Regions from separate parts of the Homo sapiens genome. Here region 2 is linked to region 1. The links are chromatin loops, found by intact Hi-C in ENCODE. Cell type or tissue: ovary. All regions are shown on one strand. Each heading gives the region's core, and the rest is flanking DNA. Links, peaks and the distances in the headings are about the cores only. Region 1 overlaps DCAF8 (DDB1 and CUL4 associated factor 8). Region 2 has its middle 2.7 kb from the start of IGSF8.

Evidence for each region. Hi-C counts contacts between places; a loop is a spot of excess contacts. Peaks named below come from ENCODE experiments on the same cell type or tissue, not always from the same donor. Only the 100,000 strongest peaks of a DNase experiment are listed, where the experiment ranks them.
Region 2: it touches region 1 in a loop (5-fold over the local background); 50 of 110 quality-filtered maps call a loop at or near these places.

The regions. Positions count from the first base shown.
Region 1 is chr1:160,218,590-160,221,495 of GRCh38, reverse strand. DCAF8 (DDB1 and CUL4 associated factor 8) reads left to right here. Exons shown (of 14, transcript NM_015726.4): 12 at 2,528-2,647. Among named protein-coding and RNA genes, the nearest start is that of PEA15-AS1, 11 kb to the right of the region's middle. In ovary, for the core only: a CTCF peak has its summit at 1,716 (motif pointing right); a DNase peak (open chromatin) is centred at 1,738; H3K27ac peaks cover 779 bases.
Region 2 is chr1:160,099,824-160,102,729 of GRCh38, reverse strand. No RefSeq gene overlaps it. Among named protein-coding and RNA genes, the nearest start is that of IGSF8, 2.7 kb to the right of the region's middle. RefSeq lists an enhancer at 1,334-1,834. In ovary, for the core only: a CTCF peak has its summit at 1,561 (motif pointing left); a DNase peak (open chromatin) is centred at 1,519; H3K27ac peaks cover 1,593 bases.

The DNA.
Region 1 (2,906 bases), core at 159-2,658:
TTCTTCTGGTTTCCTCTAAATTTCAGGGACCTGGGACCTGCATAGATCTAGGGTTTTTATGGTTTGAATACAAATGGAGAGGAGTCTAGAAGTTCAAGGTGTGTCTCACTCTTCCCTGCTTCATTTCCAACTCTTCCATAGGTCCCCCTGTGTCATCTGCAGTGAACAAACCCAAAACACTTGAGTCTTAATGGGAATTATGCAATAGGCATTTAGAGAAAGGAAGTCAGAAGGGGCCAGTGAATTTTTTCTTGACATAAGCTATTGCCTTGCATTCTGTTCCAGAGAGATGCAGGGCTGAATGCCCTCTCCCAGGCCAGCATTTGTCCATTCTCCAAAAGCATTCTGCAGGCCAGTTTGCTTTTAGCTCAGCCAATGCCAGGGTTTGATGATTAACCCATTTGCCCAGGTGAGGAAGGCATCTACTTGGGATGGGTGGGCCCCAGGCCTAAGTTTTAGTGGTCCTAAGAGTAAATGAGTAGAATAAGAGATATAGAGGCTACCCCTGAAGCAAATTTCCTTACATATTCTTGTCTCTGTGTAAGCTGAATGATCGATGTGGTCTTTTACTTGGCTCCCTCTGCTCTGTTTTTTGGTCCTAATTTTCCAGCAGTGGGGGTTACCAGGCACTACTTTCAATGTAGTAGACTCAGCAGTTCTATATCATGCAAATTGTAAATGTAGAGTAGAATGTAATTGTAACGTAGAATGTTAGAACCAAAGATCTTAGAAGTTATTTTCTGCCTTGCCCAGATCTCCTGACTGATTTGAGGATCTTTTCTTTGTTCCCATTCAGCTTCACAGGGACAAGGGTTGGGGGTGGTATCAGAGGACAGCCCCTTAGTCTCCCAAGAGCACTTTGATGCTTGATCCCATTCTCTACATTCCCCCAGCCCAGTCATCTAAGGCCAGAGCTCTTTTCTCTGCTCAGGCATTATTGACAGGATAAGTCCTGGCATTCAGACAGGTCTGGTGAAGTGACCAGGTACTCTGGCCCAGAAGTTCTCTGTCGGCTCCCCCCGCAGGCTCCAATTCAGGTACTGTATGTTATTCTCTTGTTCCTCTTGCCACTGGCTTTTTCCTTAGTCTTAAGTTCCAAGGAATTGTTCCCCTGTGTTTTTTTATTTTCCTGACTTATTCAAGCAGAGCTAGCTCAGAGTACAGGTCTGTAACAAGGGCTTATTAGGAGATAGATGAAAAAGTGCAGGTTTGTATATGTAAGTTGTCCATTACTATAGATAGATACTATTCCAGGCATTGGACTTTAACTGCACTGCCTAAAAGAGCCCAAAGATAAACTTCACAATAGGCTGATATGTGGAATGGGAGGAGGAGATAAAGAACGGGGTTTCTGTTTTATTCATAAGCTCAGTCTTAGCTTCAGTCTTTTCTGAGCATTTGTTTATTTGTAAGATGGAAGTCAAAGTAAGTGGGAAGTCTGTAGGTCAGCTCTATTTTCCATGCCTGCCCTTGACTTCTCCTCAGCTGTTCTCTGCCTGTGCAGGTGAGGCAGCGGAGGTGGTTGGTCCAGAGAGAACTAAAAGAAGTTGTTTTCTTGGACTATAGGTCCAGCTGCAAGGCAGGGTGCCTTTCCTATGTGTTCCTCTTTTCACTAAAAGACTCAAAATGCTTTAGCAGCTAGATCTGGAACTAACTCTTCTGGATGGGGTAGGAACTTCCCTGCCCTTCCCTTAGGGAAGCTCATGTTTCCAAGTCAGACAGCAGGGGGCATTGGGTGCCTTTCGGACAGAAGGAAGCTGCCTAAGCTAGAAGGCCTGCCTGCTGGAGTTTATTTCTTTTGCCTTGTTCAGTGAATTTACCCAGAGGGTGGCTGAGATTGAGGCTTTGGGAGCCCCAAGAAGCTGCTTGGTTTTAATGTGCTGCCTTATAGCTGAGCCTGTTGTGCTCAGGGCAAGTAGTAGGATGTTCCCCCTGGGATGTGCAAGGTTCTCTCAAGCAGACATGAGCCTCCATCACTCCCACCACTCCCTGCAACTCAGCCTCCTCTTCTCAGCCTGTGCCTTCCTCCAGTTCTAGTAAACACTGCCAAATGAATATAGTTCTCCGACTCTTCTCTGGGGGTTCATTGGCAGCTGCTGCTTTCTTCATTTTTTAAAATTTATTTGCCACTTGGTGAAAGCCACTGAGATGGTTTTTTCCAGCCTTGGGCAAGTTGGAGCTTTGGAATCTGGAGTGAATGAGGTCATCTGGATTTCATTGTCTTCTTACGAAGCCAGCAGTAAGCTTGGGCAGTCCACTCACCCACCCCTAGGGCCATATCTGGGGATGAAGCCACCCCCGACCTATACATAGGAAATGATTGATGTGCCTGGTCTTATACCCAGTCTGTGTCTGGTTTCTCTACCCTCAGTGCCCTTTGGCTTAGGCTCAGGATGGGTGGGCCTCCCTTCCCCAGCAGCTGCCTCAGCCCTGATCAAGGGCAGTTATTTGGCTCAAGGTGAGTAGTGGTTTTTAAACCCTACTCCCACACACTGCTGAGTCTGTGTTTTCCTTTCTTCCTGACCAGGTAAACTGTCTTGAGCCCCACCCTCACCTGCCTGTGCTGGCAACCAGTGGCCTAGACCATGATGTGAAGATCTGGGCACCCACAGCTGAAGCTTCCACTGAGCTGACAGGGTTAAAAGATGTAAGTGGCTGACTGCAGAAGTTATTTTCTTTCTGCTTATCCACATACTGTTGATTCTTATTGTCATAGGGAGGAATAACTTGCTGCCCAGTTCTTTAAAGGCACTGCTCTAACACCCTCCCCCACATTCCTGTAATTTCCTCTGTAGGAATAGTCCTGCTCCAGGGGGCAGCTGTGAAGTGGCACTAATTTGTAATAGGATGGGGATAAGGAGCATCTTTAAGAATTATTCTGTATTAAAGCCTGCTACCTTTTCAGC
Region 2 (2,906 bases), core at 117-2,616, 120 kb after region 1:
CACACACACACACACACACACACACACACACACACACACAGTTCACCATGAAGGTGCAGATGCCTGGCTCAGGGAGAAAAGAGGGGAGGGAGAGGGTGGAAAGCGAATGTGTGTGTGTGTGTCGGGGGGGAGATGGCTTTGTGGTTCTGTGAGTGTGTTTGGTGTTTGGGTGTGCATAATGTCTCTGTGTTTATCTTTGTGTGTGCACTTCTGTTTCAGTGTGTCTCTGAATGAGTTTGTTATCAGGGCGAGGGTAGGTTTCTGCACTACTTCTGTCTCTGACTCTGCTTGAGCCTCTCAGCAACTCAGCAGAGAGAATCTTCCCTTCTGGGAGGGTGGGAAAATATAGCTCATCAGGGCAGTATGGGCCAATGCTTTATAAACACACACAAATCACAGGACATTCTTGTGTGTGATCCTTAGCTCCCCACAAAGCTACGGTTGATACACATTTAAAAGAGAGAGAGCTGAGTCCTATGTGTATGCTTGTGCCATTTCTATATGTCTGACAGTCTGACGAGCATGTGTGCTTATGTATTTGATGTATTTGTCACTTTGTCCCCACGGCAGTATCTGTGTCTACAGCTTGGTGTATACTCATGTGTGCTAAGCCCATATTTAACTGTGTCCCTAGTGACGTTTGTCTTTAAGCAGCAACATAACAGGAGTTAGAAGCACAGGCTCCACAGTGAGGCGATCCATTTCGAATCCCTGTGTGGACAGTAACTAATGCATTAACCTTGGACAAGTTTCTTAACTTTTCTATGCCTCAGTTTTCTCACAGGGATAATAATAGCACATGAGGATAAATGAGATCACATTTAGTGCCTGACACAGGTCAGCATATGTGAATGGTCCTGTCTTTGAACGTGCTCCTCTCTGAGAGCTGTCTGCTTGGTTGTGACTGTGGTGTGTCACATCTCAGCTGGATTATAAACTGCTTTTGGGCAGAGCGTGGGTCTCAATTATCTTTAACAATACTCATGACACCTCAGTGTCACCTTGGTGTCTTGTGTATATGTCATCTTGAGGTGAAATGAGACCTGTTTCATGTGAAACAGGACGGGTGTCGGATGCAGGCCCATGCCTGGGGTAGTACATGGAGGGCAGGTGGGAAGCTGGTGATGGCAGTGACAACACAGCCCAGCCGGGCATCAGGGTCCCTCATGGTCACTACTGCATACCTGCCAGGTCTCTCTGCAAACCCAGGCTCCCTCCTCCTTCGTGTCTCAGTCTGGCCTGGAAACTCACTGAAGGGCTTCCTTCCTCCTTTCTCTGCTCACCCCACCCTCGGGCACCAGCCTAGGTGTGTGTTTTTAATGGATGAGATGAGTGCCCTCCAATCTACACCATGCATCGCTGTTTTGCAGCTTGTGTGTGTTTGCCCATGGCTCTGTGGGGGTGTGTTTCTGGGAGCCGTCTTTCTGTCTGATCCCCGCTCCATTACAGTGGGGACATGTGTCTGTGTGTGTGACGTGCCTCGTGCCTGGGGTTTGTTCTCCTCCCCCAGCTTTCCCAGTTACATAAGCAGCTGAGGGGTCCGTCAGGCCTGGGCTGTGGGCTCCCTCTGCTGGCCGCCTCTGGAACCCGCAGTCTGGGTTCCAGAGGGGCCTGGGTTCCAGAGGGGCCTGCTGAAGACACTGTTCTCTCCTTGGGCCTTATCCCCTCTGGAGGGAGACACCAACCCAGTTCTCAACGCCAACCTGCCCCCAGCTCCTTCCCAGCCCCAGGCCACAGGGTAAGAGAGGATACCTCACCTCCCTGAAGACCCCTCTCATCATACTCATACTGGGGGTTGGTTATGACTTGTTTATGAAATGTATCCCTAACATATAGAACTATGTTCCCTGAGGGCAGGGGAGCAGGCCCACCTTGTTTACCATGGCATCTCCAGTGCCCAGTACAAGGCCTGGCCCAATCAATATTTGTTGAATGACTGAGTTTACAGGGTGGAGAGGCTTGGGAGGAGGGACAGTGAGGTGTAGGAAGATTTGGGGCTTTGGGGACAGACAGACAAGCCTGGGCTGAAGTCACCCCTAAGCCACTTAAAAACTGTGTGGCCTTGGGCAAGGTACTTAACCTGCCTAACCTCAAGTTTCTCTTCTGTTAAATGACACCACCTTGCAAAATATGCTATAAGGACTAGGACTAATATCCAAAAGGGCCTTCTTGTGTAAGCATTTCATAAATGACATCTATCATTATTACAATTGGTAACATCTTTCATCCCTCAAGCATCATGAAGGCATTAAATCCACTCGATAATTAAATCCATTATAAAGGGAGAGACGTATTCTTCCAAAAGCTTCCCCTATGAGTTTCAGTTTTCACATAGCTCGATATGCCTGTGGATGGATTTAGATGATGAGGTTCTGGAGCAACCTTCTGGATATTTCAAAGTGGGAATAAACAGGCACCTTATTGCCCTGTTCATGGGCCAGTGCTGGCAGTCCTGGGAAGTGAGGGCTGGACCTCTGATCTCCCTTCAAGGCCTCAGTTTCTCTGGTTTCTCCAGGGTTCCTCAATGTGGCTTCTACTGGCAACCCCGTGAGCATCTTCTCAGAGTCAGGCACTGTGCCACGCTTGAGGAATACCATGTCAAGGAAGGTCTGGTCTGGCCTGTGCCACTTACCCTCTCTGGGCCTCAGTTTCCTCTTCTGTAAAGGGGGGTGAGTGAGTGGGAGGGAAGGGGGATGAGAGGGGAGAGGGAGGATGTTGGAGGGTAGAGGGTGGTAAATGGGCTCTGGGGTCACCTCCCACTGACAGCCACTCTGACAGCCTTGGCTTTGCAAACCTGGCCATCTCTTCTCCCCATTCTGGTCTCATCCTTCCTGCCCCTGCCCACTTCCCATCTTTACAGTTCAGGAAGAGACAGAGCACCTGGGAAGGGTGCCTCCTCCATTCTC